2 separate regions of the Mus musculus genome follow, and region 1 is linked to region 2. The links are chromatin loops, found by intact Hi-C in ENCODE. Cell type or tissue: left cerebral cortex. All regions are shown on one strand. Each heading gives the region's core, and the rest is flanking DNA. Links, peaks and the distances in the headings are about the cores only.

The links. Peaks named below come from ENCODE experiments on the same cell type or tissue, not always from the same donor. Only the 100,000 strongest peaks of a DNase experiment are listed, where the experiment ranks them.
Region 1: a loop joins it to region 2, with 2.0 times the contacts of the local background. A loop is called at or near these places in 2 of 42 quality-filtered maps.

What each region holds. Positions count from the first base shown.
Region 1 is chr19:60,736,110-60,747,677 of GRCm38, forward strand. No RefSeq gene overlaps it. Among named protein-coding and RNA genes, the nearest start is that of Nanos1, 14 kb to the right of the region's middle. In left cerebral cortex, for the core only: a CTCF peak has its summit at 4,673 (motif pointing left); a DNase peak (open chromatin) is centred at 7,395.
Region 2 is chr19:60,606,816-60,618,383 of GRCm38, forward strand. It overlaps Gm46652 (a long non-coding RNA gene), which reads left to right and starts at 4,415. Exons shown (of 2, transcript XR_003952898.1): 1 at 4,415-4,656. In left cerebral cortex, for the core only: CTCF peaks have their summits at 2,159 and 4,930 (motif pointing left); DNase peaks (open chromatin) are centred at 5,030, 7,372 and 8,962.

The DNA.
Region 1 (11,568 bases), core at 1,084-9,083, 130 kb after region 2:
TCCTCTTCCCCTACACCCTCACCAATGTTTATGGTCATCTGTTTTCCTGATGTTTGTCATTCTGAGATGAAATCTCAAAGTCGTTTTAATTCGCATGACTCTGACAGCCAGGTCATGCTTTTGTTGCCATTGGGATCTCTCTTAAGAACTGTCTGTTTTGAATACCCAAGATACAATTTGCAAAACACAAGAAAATCAAGAAGGAAGACCAAAGTGTGGATACTTCATTCCTCCTTAGAATAGAGAACAAAACACCCATGGAAGGAGTTACAGAGACAAAGTTTGGAGCTAAGACAAAAGGATGGACCATCCAGAGACTACCCCACCCGGGGATCCATCCCATAATCAGCCACCAAACCCAGACACTATTGCACATGCCAGCAAGATTTTGCAAAAAGGACCCTGATATAGCTGTTTCGTGTGAGGCTATGCCAGTGCCTGGCAAATACAGAAGTGGATGCTCATAGTCATCTATAGAATGGAACACAGGGCCCCCAATGGAGGAGCTAGAGAAAGTACCCAAGGAGCTGAAGGGGTCTGCAACCCTATAGGTGGAACAACAATATGAACTAACCAGTACCCCCAGAGCTCGTGTCTCTAGCTGCATATGTAGCAGAAGATGGCCTAGTTGGCCATCATTGAGAAGAGAGACCCCTTGGTCTTGCAAACTTTATATGCCCCAGTACAGGGGAATGCCAGGGCCAAGAAGTGGGAGTGGGTGGGTAGGGGAGCAGGGAGGGGGGGAGATATAGGGAACTTTTGGGATAGCATTTGAAATGTAAATAAAGAAAATATCTAATAAAATAATAAAAATAAAAATAAATAAAGTTTAAAAAAAGAAGAAGAACTGTCTGTTTTGTGCATTGATCCACTTCTTGGTCAGGGTGTTTGGTTTGTCTGCTTTGCTGTTTCATTTTTGCCATTCCTGATACAGTCTAGATAGTAACTTCTTGTCTAAAGTACACCTGGCAAAGATTTTTCTCCCTTCCTGGAACCTGACTGTTCATTCTTTTGATAGTTTTATTTGATATGAAGCTTTTTCATTTCATGTAATCCTATTTGCCAGTTCTTGAAGCTGTTTCTTGTGCTGTTAGGGTTCTATTTAGAAGTTCTTGTCTATACCTATGTCCTAAAGTATTTACCCTGTGTTTTACTTTAACAGCTTTAGTATTTCCTACTTTTTATATTAAGCTGTTTCATCAGTTTGAATTGATTTTTATGTGGAATGAGAGGTGGGGAATCTAACTTTATTCTTCTGCTGAGATATATTCAGTTTTTCCAGCATCATTTACTTAAAATGTCCTTTTTCCAGTGCATAATTTTTACATTTGTTAAAATTCAACTATTCATACCTATGTGGGTTTATCTCTGGGTTCTGGGTCTTCTATAATACTCTGTCGGTCTGCATGTCTTGACCAAGCCAGTTCAGTCAACAAGGTCTCATGGGATAGAGTGAGGATTGGAAAGAAAAAGACAATTAGACAACATTATAACATGACCTCAGCCAGTTCTGAAGCTGAAGCAGGTTTATTTCTCTCCAGTCTGCCTTTATATCATTCTAAGTATATACAAAGAATGTGATCAGTTCTAAAGCATACACAGTGTACTTAAGGAACAAACAAAGCATAAACAAAGGTCTCATGATTACTGTATTCAGGGTTCTGACAAGACCCATCAAGATACAAAGAACAAAAAAGCCGGGCGTGGTGGTGCACGCCTTTAATCCCAGCACTTGGGAAGCAGAGGCAGAGGCAGGTGGATCTCTGAGTTCCAGGCCAGCCTGGTCTACAAAGTGAATTCCAGGACAGCCAGGGCTATACAGAGAAACCCTGTCTCAAAAAAACAAACAAAAAACAAAAACAACAACAACAACAAAAGATACAAAGAACACAATCCTCAGTTGTATTCATCTTGAGCTTACCTCCTAGTCCTAGCTCAATGTCAAATTCCTGCCTGAGCTTGCTTCTGTGTCCTAGCCCAATGGCATACTCTTGCCAAATGTCTAGAATCAGCCCCAAGAGCTCTCCACAAGGTCTGCTTTTGTGCCAATAAGGTAGTATCTTTGTCACGATAGCCTTGTGGTATAGTTTGAAGTTGGATAATTTAATGCCTCTGTGATGTGAGTTTTGTTGTTGTTAGACTTGCTTTGGCTATTCATGGTCTTTTGTATCTTCACACAAATTTTATGATTGTTTTCTCTATCTAGTTCTGTGAGAAATGTCATTGCAATTTTGATGGAAATTTCATTAAGTGTGTAGATTGCTTTTGGTTGTATAGCATCTTTACAATATTAATTCTCAAGGCCTAACAGATATACATTCCACTCAGCAAGAACAAACACTCATGTTCTTCTCAAGTGTGCTTGGGGTATTTGCCAGGATAGAACATATTAGGGTACAAATTAAATTTCAATAGAATTTTTAAAAAATATATATAGCTATTGTAAAACAGTGATATTTAAATTAATAATACAAATAAAGTAAGAAATTCTCCCTATTTGTAGAAATTAAGCAACTTTTTGTTTTAATCCTGAGGATAGACCTAGGCCCTCAAGAATACCAGACAAAAAATTGGAGAAAAAATGGAGAAAAAACGGGGGTTGGAGAGATGGCTCAGCAGTTAAGAGCACTGACTGCTCTTCCAGAAGTCCTGAGTTCAGTTCCCAGCAACCACATGGTGACTCACAACAATCTGTAATGGGATCCAATGCCCTCTTCTGGTGTCTCTGAGGACAGCTACTGTGTACTCATCACATATATAAAATAAATAAATAAAATCTTTTTTTTTAAAGATGGAGAAAATATAAAGAGGAAATAAGAAAAGAGAGAGAGAGAGAAAGATCTAACCAATGACCTAACTTCATAAACTCAAGGAATAGAAAAGAAGAGCAAACCTAATACTAACAGAAGGAAGAAAATAATGATTAAGGCAGAGAAAAATAGGTCAGAAAATTTTTAAATAGGAAAAAATCAATGAAAATAAAGGTCATTCTTTGAAAAGATCAATAAAATTGATAAACTTAAAGTAGGCAGGCCACAAAAAAAAAATGGAGGAAAGGGCATCTTTAAGAAGAGAAAAGCCTCTTGATGGAGGTCTTATCCATGATTTCATGGATGGAACAGAAGCACATGAAACAACAAACCGGAAAACTGACTTTTGTGAAAATTAAAAATGTCTGTGCATGGGCTTATGCAAAGGCTCAGTGAGTAAAAACATTTGCTACACAGCATAAGGACCTGAGTTCAGATCCCCTGAACCCAGGTAAAACAACTAGTCATAGCTGCACACACCTGTAACCCTAGCACAGAGGGTGGGTGAAAACAGAGAGACAGGATGATGACTATGCTTGCTGGTTGGCTGAGCTTGCTGGCCAACAAGACTGGAAAAACAGCAAGCTCCAGGTTCAGTAAGAGACCCTGTCTTGGGGACAGGTGAGGAGCTAGAGGGAAAGGAATGGGGACGAGATCAAACATATTATACACATGCATGAAATTATCAAACAATCCTAAGGAAAATAAATAAAGGCCCTGAATAATATAGAGTGATAGAGGAAGATACCCAATATCCTCCTTTAGCTTCCACATGGGTACATCCTGTGGGTACATACCCATGCACACACATGCACACACACACAATGTCTGTGCATCAAGCGACGCTATCAACAGAGCAAAAAGTCAACATATGTGATGGAGAAAAAGTATTTACCAGCCATATATCTGATAACAGAGTTTTATACAGATTGTCCAGGAAATCCATAAATTCAACAAAACCTTGGTTCAAAATGAACAAAGGAGTTGAATAGGCATTTCTTCCACAAAGACTAAACAAGCTTCCATAGTGGCCCATGTCCACACCAGCCACCAGGGTCACCTGCTAGAGGATTGTTAGTATATATACAATGAGGGGGAGGACTCTGGGACGTTTACCTATAACCCCGGCACTTCACTGCATGACATTTTTGCCTTTTGCTATTCTTCTTTGTACCCTTTCACTATAATAAATCTCAGCCATGAATGTGACTCTATGTTGAGTCCTCTGAGTCTGTATAGTAAATTATCAAATCTGAAACACTGTTTGACAACCAACACACCCACTCCACAACACATATCAAACAGCCCCCTCCACACTCCTCTAATTCTAAGAATGTTCTTCTCACAATATGGACCCAGAGCTTTATCCCTGTGCCAATTCCAGGTTACAACCAAAGGAGCCTCCTGAAAAGCTTTCTAAGCATTCAGGCTCTCTCTAGGCTCACCCACACTTTGGATTTAGTGAGGCAGGGGGCCAGGCCAGGTTATAAAATTGTTAATTAATGCCTTTGAGGGCTTTGGTGCTTAGTCAGGCTTGAGGGCATCAAGCTAAAACAAGACCTCTCACATCTAGAATGTGGGATGCTGCAGATTGACACCAGTTTCAACAATGACTTGAAGAGCTCTTGGGCATGAGTCCTTCTCCTCAGGACTCTGTGTCCTTCCACCACCAATGAAAGGACATGGTCCACATTCAAGGTTCTTATTGTTCTCATAGATATGGGTCGCTTCAAGGGCTGGTGAAATGACTCAGGGGTTAAGAGCACTGGCTGCTTTTCCAGAGGTCCTGAGTTCAATTACCAGCAACCACATGGAAGCTTACAACCATCTATAAGGAGATCTGTTGCCCTCTTCTGGCATGTGGGTGTACATGCAGCAGAGGACTCATTAAATAAATTTTTAAATTTTTAAAAAGAATCTGATGAAAGCAATGCATACTCTGCCTAGAGAAAACACACATGCACAGTTTTGCCTACAACCTAGGTGCCTTCTCTATCCCCACATGCAGAGCCTGTGGTTGATTCAGCAATAAGGTCCTCCAACTCTCACACTGTACAACTCTATCAACAGCCCAATGGGCCATGAGATGAACTCTGCCACTTCAAATCCTCCACCTCATGAGTCTTGTTGTTTGCACCAGTCTCTTAATATCTGTAAAATTAAAAACACCAAGACTAATTTTCTCTCTGCAGCACTACAGACAGAGATAGAGGATTGCATCAAGTACAGTTATTAAATTTCCATATTTAGATATGCAAAACCAGGCTCTTCTCCGGTCCTGGAATTCATTCAGTTCCCAATAATTAGATCAGCAGATGTGGCCATAATTCTCCACATTTCACTCAGGTGGGCTTGAGGCTAAGTGAGGTCCTGGGTAAGTGGAGGCTAAGACCCTGATGGATTGTTGGGTAGAGTTTAAGGCCCTCTTTCAGGTGCTGTCCTAAATCATCCACAGGTGTAGGCCACCCACAAATGCATGCAAAAAGATATCAGACTAGATGAGATGTTACGTCCCCTATGATGCTCTTCCTGGCATCCAAGGCACACTGAACTCTTTGATCTCCAACAGCATTAATTGTCTGGCTATTACAATGGTTTTGGGTGGAATATTTGTCTGCCTCCCCAGAGAATGAGTAACCCAAGATCCAAGTCATATGCCCATCCCCATCAGATTCCCAATAACCACACAGTGAAGGGGAGATCAGTGTCAGTTGCTGCCTGCTCTTCTCTAATATCCCAGCTCCTCTCAGTTCCAGAAGCTATGGCCAACTCTGGTCAATTGGTATTCCAGTCCTCAGCCTCATCAGAATGGCTGATGGCTGGAACTTAAGCCAGTCCTGGGATTATTTTTGCTGAGGCTGTCAGAAAAGAGGAATTTCTTTCCCACAGGGGTAATGAAGCTGATTGGTGGGCATCTGGAAGTTCAGGTGACTGTCACTGATGAGGGGAGGGATGGGGCATGAGCCCAGAGGAAGGTCAACTTAAGGGACAGCAAAGCTGAGAGATGGAGAGAGGCAAGGTCCTAATGGTCTTAGAGACTCTGGAATCACCCATGCCTGCAGCCAGTGCCACACATTCTGGTTTCATCAATCAATTTCTTTGTAGCCTCAAGTGGCTTTCTGTCATCTAGCCATGAGTCCTGGATAAGCCTCCCAGATTCCCTCAGATTTATTCTTCCTTGCCATAATGAATACACTTTGGGCATGAGGACAGTGGCGGCTTTGCTTGGGGTTACAAAGCAGCTTCAGAAGGGGATGAAACTTAGGTTACTGGACTTTTCTCCCCTGCCTGGAATTCAGCGCTAGAAGAGACTCAAACCACTAGAGAATGAGATGCTCACTCAGCAACGACACCCCCCACCCCCCATGGCAGGATCTGGGCCACAGAGGCACAAAGGGAGCCCTTCCAAAACAGTCAATGCATAGACTGCTTCAACTCAAAGGAAATTTTCTGTCCTGAATGATATTCAGAGTCAATGGGGAAACTAAAGGGAAAGCTAAAGGTAATCAGCTCAAGGTGTCATCTCCACCTTGTCCATTTTCTCTACCCTATGGCTGCTGCTGTTGGAATCAGCCTCAAGTTGTAACACTTAATTTAAGTGCCTCTGAGTGGGTTACCTTATTCCATGTTCACAGTGCACCTGATACCCTAGGATCCTCACCCCAGCCTGGAAGGGGTGATTTACCTCAGGAATGGCAAGGCTATTATTGCTGTGATGAAACATCATGGCCAAAAGCAACTTGGAAAGGAAACGGTTTATTTGGCTTACACTCCCACATCCATAGCCCATCACTGAAGGAAGGCAGGACAGAAACTCAAACAGAGTGAGAGAACCTAGAGACAGGAGCTGATGCAGAGGCTATGGGGGGGTCCTGCTTACTGGCAGCTTGCTACCATGGCTTGCTTATCCTACTCTCTTATAGAACTTGGGACTTCCAGTCCAGAGGTGGCACCACCCACAATGGCCTGGGCCCTCCCCACATTGATTATTAAATTAAGAAAATGCCCTATAGGCTTGCCTATAGCCCAATATTATGGAGGCACTTTCTTAAGTGGGGTTTACTCCCCTCAGATGACACTGGCCTATATAAAGTTAAGATAAAATTAGCCATCACAGTAGCCATAACTGTGGGATCTAGGACCCGTGTTTAGGGTACTGAATGCTGTTGAGTAATCTTGGGAACAATCTCCTTCAATTTGGAGCTAAATTTTCACAAAATATTAGTTTGTAATTTTACTGTACTGATGCTTGTAAATCTATCTAGTCTGTACATGTCAGTTCTTTATTACTAAATACGTATAGTAGCTACTTTTGTGTTGCTGTGACCAAACTATTTGATATAATCAATTTAAGACAGGAAAGGCTTATTAGGAGTCACCATTTCCACTCATCACAGTGGAGATAACACGATGAAGCAGCTCACTCCACAGCAGCAGGACCATGTGGCTGAGGCCCCTCAAAGCATGGTGGACCAGGAAACAGACAACAACAAGAACCAGATCTGGACCATAATTTCCAAAGGCTCAGCCCCACTGATCTACTTCCACCAGCCGAGCTTTGCTTTGTCACAGCCCTAAGAATAGTCACCATCTGGGGACAACACATTCAAAATACAAGCCTACAGAAGATGTTTACTGGCTTGCTACATCCAAACTGTGGCATTGGGCTAGTAAGTGATCCATTTTTATAAAAATCCATGTACAGTCGAAAAATATTCAGTTAGCAGCACTTGGGAAAGCAGGCCCTGCACCTCTCCTGAGCAGCACAGTAGTCGAAGGGACATAGGTGAACCAGCCCTAAGGACGAGAGTGAGGGAGAACTGGCCCCACCACTCATGAGGTGGCATGGGTGTGGGGGTGATGACCCCACCACCACCACCACCTGCAGCAGTTGGGAGAGCTGGTCCTGGGGTCATGAGAGTAGATGATTTGGCCCTGTCCCTTACTAGATACAACACTCGAGCAGAGTGAGCCAGCCTCAAAGATGTGAGAGCCAGAGAGCTGACCCAGCCCCTCAAAGGCTGTAGCATTTGGGAGAATGAGATCTGTACCTTGACTGGGAAGCACAATGAAGCTGAATCTGGAAGTGTGGGTGCAGGTGAGCTGGCCCTGAGGGTGTGAGACAAGAACTGACTCTGCTTCCTTCCTACTGGTGACAGCATCGGGTGGCCTAGCCAGAGTAGTGCTGGAGAGGGGTTGGACCAGCTTTGCTATCAGCCAGGCCCAGATACGGTGCTCTGAGATGGCTCACCCCAAAATGGATATTATCTGCTTGGTATGTAAAAGCCAGTCCTGCTATTGCAAAGTTGCAGGATCTCCATGGCATGGGGCAATAACAGGATACCTGGGAGGAGTCCAGATGAAGATCCAGTATTGATGGTGTCAAAAGCCAGAGATCTCGAACCAGACCAATGACTCATTACAGTGAACATTTGCAAGTGAGAATGTATAGACATAGGGATATACTGTGGGAAACACTGTGACATACTACAGATCCCATAATGAGATGTTTTCTATGTTTTTTGTTGGTGTGTGTGTGTGTGTGTGTGTGTGTGTGTGTGTGTTTTATTTTGGGAGGGAGATTGCCAGAGTGAGAGGCAGATGTGAGGGGACAGGGAGAAAAGCGGGACTGGGTGCAGAATGTGAAGCTCACAAGAAATCAATAAAAAGCTTTCAAAAATGCAGTTCAATGACAAGTGGCATAGGGCTTCTCCATATACCACTTAATTGAGCTTTTACCCTCCAAGCAATCTTGCTGGCCCTCTTTTCTGTATATTTTATAAAAAGCTTTATATCCTTGATGTCTTGGAGCAAATGTTTGTTTGGTTTTTTCTATGAATTCCAAGCCAGCCTGCTCTACATTGTGAGATGCTGTCTTAAATAAATAAAATACTTACCCTTGTGGTACTTGGATCTCATGGGTCACCACTGGGGAGGGAATGGCACAAGATGGGCAGAATCAGAAGAAAAATAATAATGTCATCTGTATTTTTAATTTTTTAATAACACGAAGGGAACCTAGTATTTGAATAGTTTAAAGAGTTTTTTTTTTTTTTTAGAGTTTTCATTAAAAAGTAGCTTTGGGGTTGGAGAGATGATTCAACAATTAAGAGCACATATTGTTCTAACAAAGGACCCAACTCTGGTTCTCAGTTCCCACACCAGGTGGTTTACAACTCAGTTCCGGTTCCTGCGTATCGGATGCTTCTGGTCTCCATGGGCATCTTCATACATATAAGCATGCAAACACACTTAAAAACAAATCTTTAAAAAGGAAAAACAGTATCTTTGTCTTTGAGGTATTGACTCTTCTACCAAACCATTTTTTGTTGTTGTTGTTGTTTTCAATAGTTTTAAATACATATGTGCTAAGAGCTAGAAGGAGCTTGAATGTTTCCACTGTACAGAAATGATAGATGCTTGGGAGAATGGGCAGGTTTTATATACCCCTAATTTATATACTGTGTACATATGATATAAGCATTATACCCCCATAAACATGCATGATCTTTATGTTTTATGTATCAATACAAAAGACCAAATTTAATTATTTTTAAGATTTATTTATTTATTTATTTAAGTACACTGTAGCTGTTTTCAGAAACACCAGAAGAGGACATCCAATCTTATTACAGATGGTTGTGAGCCACCGTGTGGTTGCTGGGATTTGAACACAGGACCTTGGAAGAGCAGTCAGTGCTCTTAACCACTGAGCCATCTCTCCAGTCCCCCAAATTTAATTCTTAAAAAAAAAAAATACGGTCAGACACCATGGAGGGAACCTTACTACATTCTATCACCAGATCTTCACAACTATACCCAAAGGTAAGAATTTCAGCTGTTTTAGAGAGCAGTACTCATCCAGGGGTGACTTCCCCTCCAAGGGACAAGTGGCAATGGCCGAAAGAAAGCTTCCACTCCTGATAAACAGCTGAGGGATGCTGTCAGAGTTCTACAATGTGGAGGACAGTTGTACTAAAAGACAACCAAGGACTGACCACCTTCAACACCCAAGTGCTGAGGTATTAAAAAGCTTATTACAGATGAAGAAACTACCTGCCAAGGTCCCCTAGACAGTATAGGAGGCAAAAGAATGGCCATCCAACCTGTAATTATATCGTCTTCCATGGCAAAGGGAAAGAAGTCTAGTTGGAAATGAAGTTCAGGTTCCTAATCCTTTGGCCCTAAAGTAGAGAGATGAGCCTGGATCAGGCAGGAAGCCAGACTGATCGCTAGGTTCCTTGTGAATAAGAAGGGTAAGAGGTTCTGTATCACATTATTACTAAGAATGGCCAAGACTCATTGCTGACTTCCATGGTGAGAGAATGTGTTGACCCCAAAACCTAGCTCAGGACCATTGCACTAGAAGAGGAGGAAATCTAGTCAGCTCAGGGAAAATCACTGGTAATATGTTAGGACTGTACCTGTGATGACTGAATAAAAATGTTCCCTCTAGGCTCATAGGGAGTGGCACTATTCCCTTGATGTGGCCTTATTGGAGGAAGTGTGTCACTGGGGGTATGCTTTGAAGTTTCAGATACCCAAGCCAGGTCATCTCTCTCTCTCTCTCTCTCTCTCTCTCTCTCTCTCTCTCTCTCTCTCTCTCTCTCTCTCTCTCTCTCTCTCTCTCTTCTTGATGCCTGTCAATCCAAACGTAGAATTCTCAGCTACCTTTCCAGCATCATGTCTGCCTGCATGCCACCATGCTTCTCACCATGGCAATAATGGACTAAATCTCTGAACTATACACTAGCCCTGATGCTTACCTTAATACGAGTTGCTATGGTCATGGTGTCTCTTCACAGCAATAAAACTCTAACTAAGACACCCAGGAGTTTGGTTTTGTTTTTATTGTGGTGTGTGTGTGTGTGTGTGTTTTAATGTGGGCTCTGAGGATGAAACCCAGGTCCTTGTATTCTCAAGGCAAACACTCTACTGTTCTACTGACTGAATTATTTCCTCAAACCACCCCTTTATTCTTCTCTAGAGTTATACCATATGTGTTTGTCATCCTTTTTTTCTAATTTATTTATTTATATGAGTACACTGTAGCTGTCTTCAGACACACCAGAAGAATGCATCGGGTCCCATTACAGATGGTTGTGAGCCACCATGTGGTTGCTGGAATTGAACTCAGAACCTCTGAAAGACTAGTCAGCACTCTTGACCACTGAGTCATATCTCCAGGCAGTCTTTGTCATCCTTTTTTTTTTAAGATTTATTTATTTATTATATGTAAGTACACTGTAGCTGTTATCAGACACTCCAGAAGAGGGCATCAGATTTCGTTACGGATGGTTGTGAGCCACCATGTGGTTGCTGGGATTTGAACTCGGGACCTTCGGAAGAGCAGTCGGCGCTCTTAACCACTGAGCCATCTTGCCAGCCCAGTCTTTGTCATCCTTAAGTAACACTTTGTTTTGTTTATTAGTGTTAAAAGGAAAATTTTCACTGGGCATGGCGGCTCACATCCTTAATCCCAGTACTTGGGAGACAGAGGCAAGCGTATCCCTGTGAGTTCAAGGCTAGCCTGGTATACATAGTGAGTTCCAGGCCCACCAAGGCTACATAGTAAGACCCTATCAAAATAAAAGAAAAGGGAAGAAAAAAGGAAAGGAAAGGAAAGGAAAGGAAAGGAAAGGAAAGGAAAGGAAAGGAAAGGAAAGGAAAGGAAAGGAAAAGGAAAGGAAAAGGAAAGGAAAAGGAAAAGGAAAAGGAAAAGGAAAAGGAAAAGGAAAAGGAAAAGGAAAAGGAAAGG
Region 2 (11,568 bases), core at 1,727-9,726:
CCTTCAACATGGACTCAGGTAATTCTTGCCATTTCCTACCAGCACACTCTCACACATCTTCGTGATGTGCCCTGGAAATAAATGGTACATCTAGCTTATATCTTCAAATAGTCCACAATTCTGTAAAAGGCATGATACAAATGTGCTGCAATGTGTTTGTCAACACACAAAAAGTCATGTGGGATGAGGAATGTCCAATTGAAGAAATGCTTCTATCAGATTGGCATATAGGCAAGTCCAAAGGGGCTTCTTGATTGTTGATTGGTTTGTGAGTGGCCAGCCTGCTGTGGGTGGTGTCACATCTGGGAAAGTGATTCTGGAAAGCGTGAGAAAGATAACTGGACATAAGCCATGGAATCAAGCAGAGTCCCTGTTAGTTCTTGCCTCTGCCCCTGCTTGAATCCTTTACCTGATTTTCCTCCATGATGAACTATGACCTGTAAGTTTCCTCCAGAGTTGCTCTTGGTCAGTGCTTTGTGACAACAACAGAAACCAAACAACCAAACTAGGACACAGATTTCTAGGAAATAAATACTCTGTGAGGAGGATTGCCGAGGGAGGACATGAATCTTAGCCTTGCCCATTATAGTTTCATGGTTTTATAGTCTCAACGTTCCCAGGAATGTCTCAAATATGGGACAAGTCTAATTTTTAAAAAAATTAACCATAGATATTGTTTGTAGGCAGCCTTCTGTTTTATACATGTGTATAAAATTAACTGTACAAAACTAGAACAAGAGACTTGTGCATTATAAATGGATGTTCATCCTTGGCAGCTCTGCACTGTTGGGCATATTGTACACTGGCAGCATCTGGTTATGGATTTAGCAGGGACTGAAACTCACCTGTGTATCTTGGTACAGAGTTATATTTACATAGAGGAGGGGGAAAAAGAACCCCTTTTCTAATTTGCACAAGACACCCTTCCACTGGTAGTAGTCCTGAATCTAAGAGATCAACTATTTCATATCCAGGGATAGAGATATAGCTCAGCTGAGAGAGTGTTTGGATAGCATGAATGAAGACTTAGGTTTGATCCCAACACTGCATAAATCAGAGATAGTAGAGCTTGCCACCTTAACTATCAGTACTTGGAAGGTAGAGATAGGATGATTGCAGGTTCAAGGTCATCTTCAGCTACCGAAGCTAGACTGAGATCACCCTTGGCTACATGAGCAACCTAAGATCTTTTTTTATTTTTGAGATTTTATTTATTTTATGCATATGAGTACACTGTAGCTGTCTTCAGACACACCAGAAGAGGGCGTTGAATCCTATTACAGATGGTTGTGAGCTACCATGTGGTTGCTGGGAATTGAGCTCAGAACCTCTGTAAGAGCAGTCAATGCTCTTAACCACTGAGCCATCTCTACAGCACAAGAGCCTATCTTTTTAAGAAGTGTTTTACAACTATTAAATTTTATAGACTGTTTTCTTTCATGTTTTCTTTTTTCCCTTTTCTTTTCTTTTCCTTTCTTTTCTTTTCTTTTCTTTTTTCTTTTTAACCATTAAGCCTCCAGTAGAACCATTTAGGACAAGGATCATCTATTTGAGCCCAAAGATTGGCAAATGAATTTCCTCCTGGAAGCAGGTATACTAAGCATGATATACTAAAGGTTTCTATTACTGTGATAAAATACTGTGACCAAAAGCAACTTAGAGAAAGAAGGGTTTATTTCAGTTTGTAGTCCACCATCCAGGGAAGTCAGGGCAGGAACCTGGAGACAGGAAGTGATGCAGAAACGAGGGTGGGGGGGATTGGAGAGGGGTTACTGCTTACTGGCTTGCTCACCATGCATGGCTTGCTCACCCTACTTTCTTATAGCACCCAGGACCAGCAGCCAATGAGTGTCACTGCCTACAGTGAGCTGGGCTCTCCCATATTAGTCTGCACGCAAGAAAATGCACCACAGCCCAGCTGAGGCATTTTCTCAATTGAGGTTCTTTCTTTCCAGAATGATTTCATGCATCAAGTTGACATAAAAGTAGCCAGCACACACGGAAATGTTGTTTGGCTTAGCTCTAATATTAGCACTTTCTCTTTCTCCCAGTTCCCACTTGTTTTTGATAAAGAAACATGGGGAAATTTCAATGACATTTTGAAGTAGGTGCACACATACTGCTGAACAGAGCTGTGCCTGCTGCTGGCAGGCAGCGCCACTTAGCGGTAGCTCAAGTTATAACTTCAGTAGCTGGCACATGACAGTCCAGGTTTGTGCTGGGAAGGCAGATTAGGTGCCTTTGCGCATAACATTAACAGAGAACAACTCTAACCCTCACGCAAACATAAGATGGTGTTACAGCATGCTGAGTGTCCCCTAAAGATCTGTATGGCAAGTGTTTGGGCCCCAGACTGTGGTACCATCAGTAGGTGGTAGAAACTTTATGAAATAAGACCCAATAGGAGGACTTTAGGATGTGTGCCTTGAAGGGGATAGGAAGTTACTATGGTGGTTGATAACACATATGTCAGATGTTCCATCTGGAACATGGCAGGTGCTCATAGCACAGAGAATAGGGTTTCAATGGTTTGTGGAGTGAAAAATTCCAAGTGAGATTTCCAGGGGCTCAACTTCCTGACTTTCAGATGGGGAGGGAGACAAGGTTCCAGTCAGGTTGCTGGCATGTAAGTACGTATCCTCTAGCCTTTCCCTGGCATCACAGCACACAAGTGGTTAGTTATAGACACTTTTTAAAGCCCCACAATCAGGTTGTCAGGCTTTTCACTCCCTCTGGGAGATGGAAGCACTAAGATGTCCTATGAAAGCTCTGTGCTGTTGGGGTTTGGGAGTAGGCAGGAATTATAATCTGTGCCTCTTCTCACCTACCATGGATCCCTGAAGTAATACTAGCACTGCCTGGGCCTGCTGACAGTCAGTGTCTTGACAGCATTGGTGATGCCAGCCCTGAGGCTGAGGACAGGTCCTGCTGCTCACAGCCTTGATGTATGACCAAGTCACTCTAAAAGGCTTAACGGTGCCTAGCCATGGCTCGGTCCAACAAGGCCAACAAGATTCTTACTTCAATTTCCATATCTGCTCCATTCATCACTCAACAGGCACTTGGCTTAGCTCCTGTTTGATTAGATGTTCCCAGAATCCTGTGTTCTTCTAGCGCCTCCTGGACTCCCAGCCCCACTGCAAATATGTCGACCCTGACAGTAGTCGTTTGAGTGACCTTGCTGAGACTATACCTGACATGCACTTGGCCCTCTCCCCATAGTCAGTTACCTGGTCTGACTATGACCTGACTCTCAACTTGAACTTGTTCCCTTTCTCTTCCTATAGTCCCTCAGAGTCTGGACATTGTGGTTCAATAGCTGGACAAAGTCTTGATCATCACTTACTAAGGTCAGAAAAGAGCTAAAGGGAGCAGAGAGGAGAAGAACCTTGTGTCCCCTAGGTAAAAATGCTGCTGTTACAGAATCAGAAGAGAGAGAGGAAAGGAGCTGGGGGGAGGATCAGATTCAGAACAAACACTAACGTGGCAAAAACAAAACAAAACAACAAAAAAACAAAAACAAAAAAAACCAAAAAACAAAAACAAAAAAAAACAAAAAAAAAAACCAGCATCTGTGGGCAAGATGAACCATAATTTGGTTTCTATTTCATATCATATTTGATAGCTCACAACTGTCTATAACTCCATCTTCCAGGGGGATACACCACCTCTGGCCTCTGTAGTCACACACATGCACATGTGCATAGCCACACAGAGACAGGCACATATACATATAATCAAAATATTTTAGATTTATTATTCTATGTATGTCCTGCCTGAATGTATGTATGTGCATGTTTGATGCCAATAGAGGTCAAAAGAGGGTGTTGGGTCCCTGGGAACTAGAGTTACAGATGGCTGTGAGTCACCATGTGGGTATTGGTAACTGAACTCTGAACATCTTCAAAAGAAGCACGCCCTGAACCATCTATCCAGTCCCTGAAATATATATATATATATATTAAAAAAAAACAGAGATCTTGTATAGATTTAACAGTCAAGCTCTGGGTAGTTGAAAAGTCTGACTACCAGATTCCAATAACCCCTAGTGACTTTGGGTACATTTCATTTCTCTAGAAATCATCTGGATTTCCTTATCTGAAAATCTTCCAGATTCAGGGAATCTCCCCACAAGCATCTCAGAAGTGACACAGAGGTCATTTCAAAGGTGAGGATTCAGTCTGGTCACCAGGAAGAAAAACACCTTTTCTAAGGCGCAGGGATGTTGAACCTCAGAACGTTACACATTCCTTCCAAAACAGTAGGCTGAGGGAAAAGCTATTTTCAGGCAGGACGTGACACATGGGCCAGTGCCCATGGAAGGTGAGGCAGACTGCTTAAACTGAAGTTAGAGGCTCAGCTTCTAGCTTTTCCTCTTCACTGGACTGGGTCACAGGCTAAACTGCGGGGTGGGATTCTGGAATGATCAGCTTGGTTCTGTGAATGGCTGTTTGCCATGGCAACAGGCATTGCAGAAATTCTGAGCCTGTTCTAATAGGAGCCTGCTCTAACAGACACCTGCTGCCCAGAGCTCTTTATCACGGGAGCAGGCTGCTTCTAGGATGCCTTCCTGGATCTTGGACTGGAGAAAAGCCCCCATGCTCTCTCCTCAGAGTCCACTTTTCCTCCAGAGTGCTTTCTTTTCTTCTGTCTTAGGTAAGCACACAGTGGATGTGGAAAAGCAAACTGGGCACACAATTTGTTCATAGCAACCTCGCAGGTTCCCCGGCCTTGGCTTCCACCAGTAGAAGGCAGCAAGCTGGAAAATGCTCTTTCCCCGCCCCAACCCCCTTGCTGAGCCTCCAAGCATTGCTGCTTCCCCTAGGAGGTTCACCCGGTCAATGCATCCTTATGTCCAATGCTCCAGCAGCTACAGTGGGTTGACAAGAATTGACAGGCTTTCCAGAGAGCAGTGGAGGCCGCGCCAGGTCTCCCCCTGGCGGCAGCCAGGATCCACCCAGGTTCTAGAACTTCTACCAGTACCTCTCTCCTCTCTTCCATGTTGCTGATAGGGACTACTACCACCAAACACCACGAGGCTCCCCAAATGTCACCTTCTCGAAGTGGCTATGATTCTCCACGCAAAGAATAAAAATAGTCCCAGCTGTCAGCCTGTTCTGGAGAGGATCTCCACTAAAGGGAACTCCCGACTCAGTGTTCCTTCCTGATAGCTCAAACTGTATTATGATCCTGCCCCCCTCTCACCCCAAGTTGGAACTTCCCCATTTTTAGTTGACTTGGCCTTTATAGTAAAATGCCATCAATGGGATGGAGAGAGGGAGGTGGCTATTAAGAACGGAAGAATATTTCCTGTAGTATGGAAGCTTACAGAGTTCAACCAAGCTCCTGGAGTGTTCCTTCTGATGAGGGACTTCTTGCCTGGTATTGACACTGCACCTACCGGTCCAGGGTCTCTCTTGGCTTCCTTTATGTAGGTGTTAAGGCTCTGTACCTATGACCAAATTACCTCTTCTTTCCTTGGGATGAGGATTTCAACACAGGAATTGAGGGGGGTGAGAGATACATTTATGTTCAGAGCTCACTGCATGCTCACAATTCAGTGTAGTGCTGTTCTTTTTCCTTTCCTCCTACACTCCTGCCACCACTGTTCAAATTAAGGCTGGATCCACCAAGCCAGGGGAAGCAAGAGGCAATAGAAAGGAAAAGAAGGCTGTCCATCGGCAACTAAGATTCAGAAACTTCAACATAATTGATAAAAACCCAAATGTCTTATAAAGACAGAGCTTGACTTCCTAGAGACAAGAAGGCTCAACAGGTAAAAGCATGTACCACCAAGCCTGACTTTGGCCCCTAGGACTCACATGGTAGAAGGAGAAAACAAACTCCTGCAAGTTGTCCTCTGAGCTCTACAGGCATGCTGTGGCGTGCACATACAAACAAATACAAGAACAACAAGAAATGATACTCAAGGCCAGAATATTTGGACATTGAGTTTGATTCCATCAGCACTCCTCTCTTATCTCTAAGTCTAAACAATATACCTCATTAAATCTCCTTATAGAACTACTGAGATGGCTCAGATAGTAAAGTAACTGCCTTGTAAATACCGAGTCTGATCCCCAAAATCATGCTTAAAAAAATGAAAAAAAAATTACAGGCATGGTGCATGCTTACAATTCTGGCCTTGGGGAAGCAGAGACAGGCAGATCCTTGGCCAGTCATCCTAGCCTACATGGCAAGGGTCAGGACAGTGAGAGGCCCTGTCTCAGAAACCAACATGGGGACTGAAAAAATGTTTCAGCAGTCAAAGAACTTACTGCTCTATCAGAAGATGGGAGTCCAGATCCCAGAACCCACTGTTTGGCTCACAAATGCCAACTTTAGTTCTAAGAGATGCAATAATTCCCTTTGACCTTCATGGGTACCTCTACACACATGTGCACATACACAGACATACATAAAACATGGACAATGCCTGAAAACAACACCCCAAGATATTCTCTGACTTCCACATACAGCACACATCAACACATGTACACCCAAACAGAAACAAGCTACACAATGCACACACACACACACATATTTACAAAAAAAAATTTATTGTAAGAGAAATAAGTAACCAGTTAGTATACTTTTACTTAATTTTTAAACTTGAATTTTAAACTTTGTTCTATCTTTGAACCTTGTTTTGAACTACATCCTTTGACCAACATAATTTTAAAAGCCACAAAAACACACACAGTCACCATAGACACTAAGGGTGACTCCTTCTCTTGAGAAGCCCATATTTATGTTCAATTTCACTGAGGCCACAGCAGTTCTTTGAATTTTCAAATCCTGCAAAGACACTCTAATGTCCCAAATTCCTTTCCAGTGTCCGAAGGGCTGGCAGTACCCACTGAAAGCCTTCTGCTTCACAAGACAGAGAGCTGGTCTGCAGATCTACCCCTTTAAAAGCCAGTGTGGTACAGATACTGAGGCTTGGAAACTCGCTGCAGAACAAGCCACTGGTTACCACTGTGGGCTCATGTACGTAAAACAACTTATCTAGTTTTACCAGGGTCTTTCCACCCCTTAAGATCTGAATAGCTACCTCAGACATCCTCAACAACCCTAGGCTTCCCCAGAGCTTACATTTCTGCTTCCCCAAGCTCTGGTTTGTGCCACCCAGATTGCTACAAGATCCATGGTTGTTTGTGTTCATGTGAGCCCTGTTTGACCACAGGACACAGACCCTAACCCATCCCAAGGTGGAGCCTGGTGACTAAGAAGCATGGTGGGCAGAAGGTGGTTGATCTCCTTTGTCAACTGAACTGGATTTGGAATCATCCAGGAGATAAAACCCTGAGACTCTGTCTAAAGGAGGAAGTGAGCTGAGCACCAGCAATCATCGCTCTGTATCCCACATATGGACTCATACCAAAACTGCCTTTTGCTCCTACCATCACAGCCTAGAGCTGTTCTCACCCCCACATCTTCCCTGCCATGACAGACTGTATCCTCAAAGTGGTAGGAAAAGCAACTCTTCCTGCCTTAGGTACCCACCGCAATGCCCATCTATGCAGTCACATGACACACACAAACGTCACCTAAGCATCTACCTAAAGTATGCTACCTACTCTTCCCCAGAGGGCACACACCCTGGAGTCAGCTTGGGTTCTTGACCCCAGGATTTTATTTTAGAGCTGCACACTGGATTCTGCCCTTGTCCTGCCCAACTCTTTTGTCTGATCTTGCTTTCTATTTCACAAGTAGAGTTGGGCTGTGAATGTCCAGGATCCTGGCTTTGCAAGCAGTCTGCTTGAATCCATTAGGGGACCAAGAGGACATCAATCACAACCCTCACAAAGCTAGGTCAAATGTTTGATGTGAACAGCATTGCCTGGGGTATAGGGGTTCCAGATGGTTTGTAGACAGGTCCTGGAGTTGGGATCTCCCCAGCCCTTATTCCAGCCTAAAGATAGCTCTGTTTGGGTATCCACTGGTGAGATGATCACAGAACAGCTGTTCTTCCCAGAACTCTTAGCAAGCACCTCATCTTTGCTAGTTCTCTACAATATAAAAGCAAATGGCCGCTGGGCAGTGGTGGCACACATCTTTAATCCCAGCACTTGGGAGGCAGAGGCAGGTGGATTTCTGAGTTCAAGGCCAGCCTGGTCTACAAAGTGAGTTCCAGGACAGCCAGGGCTACACAGAGAAACTCTGTTTCGAAAAAACCAAAAACAAAAAACCAAAACCAAAAAACCAAGAACAAGAAACAAAAAACAAACTGGGAACAGTAGCCCATATCTGTAATCCCAGCACTCAAGAGTAAAAGCAGGGGATCCGAAGTTCAAGGCTATCCTCAGCTACATAGTAAACTCGAGGACAGCCTTGGTTATGTTCTTCTTAGTCTCCAGGTTCAGAACTGGGATGGGTAATGGGATATATCACATGAGCACAAGGATACATGGACCCTACTGCAGTCAACAGGAAATCAGGGGCAGCACAAATCAGAGCCTAGGGCTGCAGAAATATAAGCTTTGGAATGAAGTCAGAGATACTATTCCCTGAATCTTAAGGGGGCAGGAAGACCCTGGTGAAACTAGACAAGTGATATTAGCCACTTGAGCCCACTCTGGTGGCTTGTTTTAAAATAGTAAAAATAAGTAATAAAAAAAAATAGAAGTTTAATAGCTAGTTGGCTCACACCTGGAGACTCGCCATGCCATGGTCAGGGCACCTTGTGGTTTACTTGGGCTCTCTTTTCTCCACTGCCCCGTTGCCCACACCTTCCTGGGAGCATTTTCACCCTCTGTTAGGTACCATCTGGCGATGGTATTGGGAGGCTGGAGAACAGCCAGGAGCTGGCACAAACTGAGAGTGAAGATTACGGGTCTACATGCTGGACGTGGCTCAAGGGACCTTGGCTCTCTCCTGATTTGATGGCTGGAGAGGGCTCCAGCTGCATGAAGAGTGGCTTCCCAGAGCTGACAGATGGGCAGCCCTGGGAAAAGCCACATGGCAGGGCTTGTTGTTAAATGCAGCTCATTAGATTTTATCCACAAGATGCTGCAAACTTGGCAGGGACACACCTGTCCCTCCCAGGAGCAACCCACAGTGGACTTCAGTGGGAGAGACTAGAATGGTCATACACCTCTCCCATACCTCAGCACCCCTCTTTCTTTTGGGGTGATTCAGAAAAAGCCTGAAGAGCATGTAGACTATGGCACTAAGCCAAGGAACTTCATTTTCAAGCCTCCCCAGGGAAAGTGGAGCAGCCAAGGCAAAAGCAAGGCCAGGTCTCTCTACTGGCAGAGGCTAGACTCAGAAAACAAGCACACCAGGGACCAAATAGCAATCACTTTAAGCATTGTAAACCAAGACCCAACATGTGAATATAATGTCAAGATTTGAAATATTGAAAAATGAAGCCATACAAACAGCAGGCCATAGTTTGCCAAGACCTAGAGTTTTCCTGGGTCAGAATGCCATCAGAAGAGCACCCGTGGCTCTCCTCTGAAACAGTGCTCTTTCATGTGGGCACTATGAAGTTTTCTGGGGAGAGCTGAGCTTTCAAGACCTGTGCATGCCAAACTCTGTCACAAAACTTGCATTACTTCTTGTCACTGTGACCAAATACCTGGCCAGACAGGCAGCAGGGTTTATTCTGAATCTCTGGAGGATCCAGATCTTTGAGAGGAGACTGGAGAGAGGAATCTGGATCATGGTAGAGAAACACATCAGTGGGACCAGCACCCCCTAGTCTGTGTGCAGAAATGACTTCAAAGGGTACTGCATAGAAACCTCCAGCTGTGCTCAGTCTTGCTGTTGCACCAACAGTTGTTACCTGTTTCTAGATATTCTGATCAGTGCTAGGCCTGCACGCCTATCTTAGGATGAGTCCATAGTCTAGCAGGAATTATTACCTCTAGGCACTAAGCCAGTGGAGGTATAGCCACTTAAGCCATTCTGGGACTCTTGCCTACTAACTGTTCTTACTTACCCTTCCTATTCTTGGAAAAAGAGCAGAAAGAGGCTTGAGTGTGACACCAAGTAAGCTGGCCAGAAATCTTGCCAGGGACCTGTGGAGCTTTTGTCCATTATCAATAGGGTAGGGAGCATGGTGCTGGAGAAGTAGTTGAGAGATACATCCTGATCTGAAAGGAGGGAGGGAGAAAAGGAGAGGGGGGGGAGAGGGAGAGGGAGAGGGAGGGGGGAGGAGGGGAAGGGGGAGGGGAGGGGGAGAGGGAGAGGGAGAGAGAGAGAGAGGGGGAGAGAGAGAGAGAGAATGAGAGAGAGAGAGAGAGAGAGAGAGAGAGAGAGAGAGAGAGAGAGAGAGAGAGAGAGAGAGAGAGAGGGAGAAAGACTGGACTGGATCTGGCATGGGCTTTTGAAACCTCAAAGCTAACCACCCCCAGTGACACACTTCCTCCAACAAGGCCACACCTACTCCAACAAGAGCACACCTCCTAATCTTTTTAAAATAGTGCCACTCCCTCGTGACTAAGCATTCAATTATATGAGCCTAGAGGGGAGGGATATTAGTCAAATCACAATTGTTCTCTGCTTTCCAGTTGCAAATGTGCTGTGAACAGTTATATCAGCTGCTGTTATCAACTGGACTATGCCTCACAATAGGCCTTTTCTCCTTTAGGTTGCTCTTTTCAGAATATGTCATCACAGCCTCAGAAAAAGTAACTAAAACAGACACAGTGTTAGGAAGAGGTGTAGAGTGGGGGAAACCTATGGCCTTTCTTTCACAAGGTATCTTTACATTCCTTCCATCCCTAACTGGGAGTTGACACCACTTTTGCCTGGGAAAAGGTCTTACCATCAACCTCTTAGGTGAAATGAATGATTAAGTCTAGGTTCTTCTGGAGAACTATGTATTATCAGCTGAGACTCCAATGATATGCCTGAGGAAAGTCTCAAAACTAGACCACATAAGTTTGCTCTATGAAAGGATCTCCTCCAATCCATGAGCATGGGAGATCTTTCCATCTTCTGAGATCTTCTTTAATTTCTTTCTTCAGAGATTTGAAGTTTTTATCATACAGATCTTTCACCTCCTTAGTTAGAGTCACGCCAAGATATTTTATATTATTTGTGACTATTGAGAAGGGTGTTGTTTCCCTAATTTCTTTCTCAGCCTGTTTATTCTTTGTATAGAGAAAGGCCATTGACTTGTTTGAGTTTATTTTATATCCAGCTACTTCACCGAAGCTGTTTATCAGGTTTAGGAGTTCTCTGGTAGAATTTTTAGGGTCACTTATATATACTATCATATCATCTGCAAAAAGTGATATTTTGACTTCCTCTTTTCCAATTTGTATCCCCTTGATCTCCTTTTGTTGTCGAATTGCTCTGGCTAATACTTCAAGTACTATGTATAAGACCTTTAGTCACCTCTGCTTCTGCCACTGGCCCATGATGGCTGGGGATCTGGACTTGGGAAATAAGTAGCATCCCAAAACACCTGCCTTAAACTGGAAGGTGTCAGAAATGGAGAGATGGCTCAATAGTTAAGAGTGATTTCTGCTCTTACAGAGAACTTGAGTTCTGTTCCCAGAACACAATCAGGCAGCTGACAACCACCTGTAACTCTAGTTTCTGGGGATCTCACAG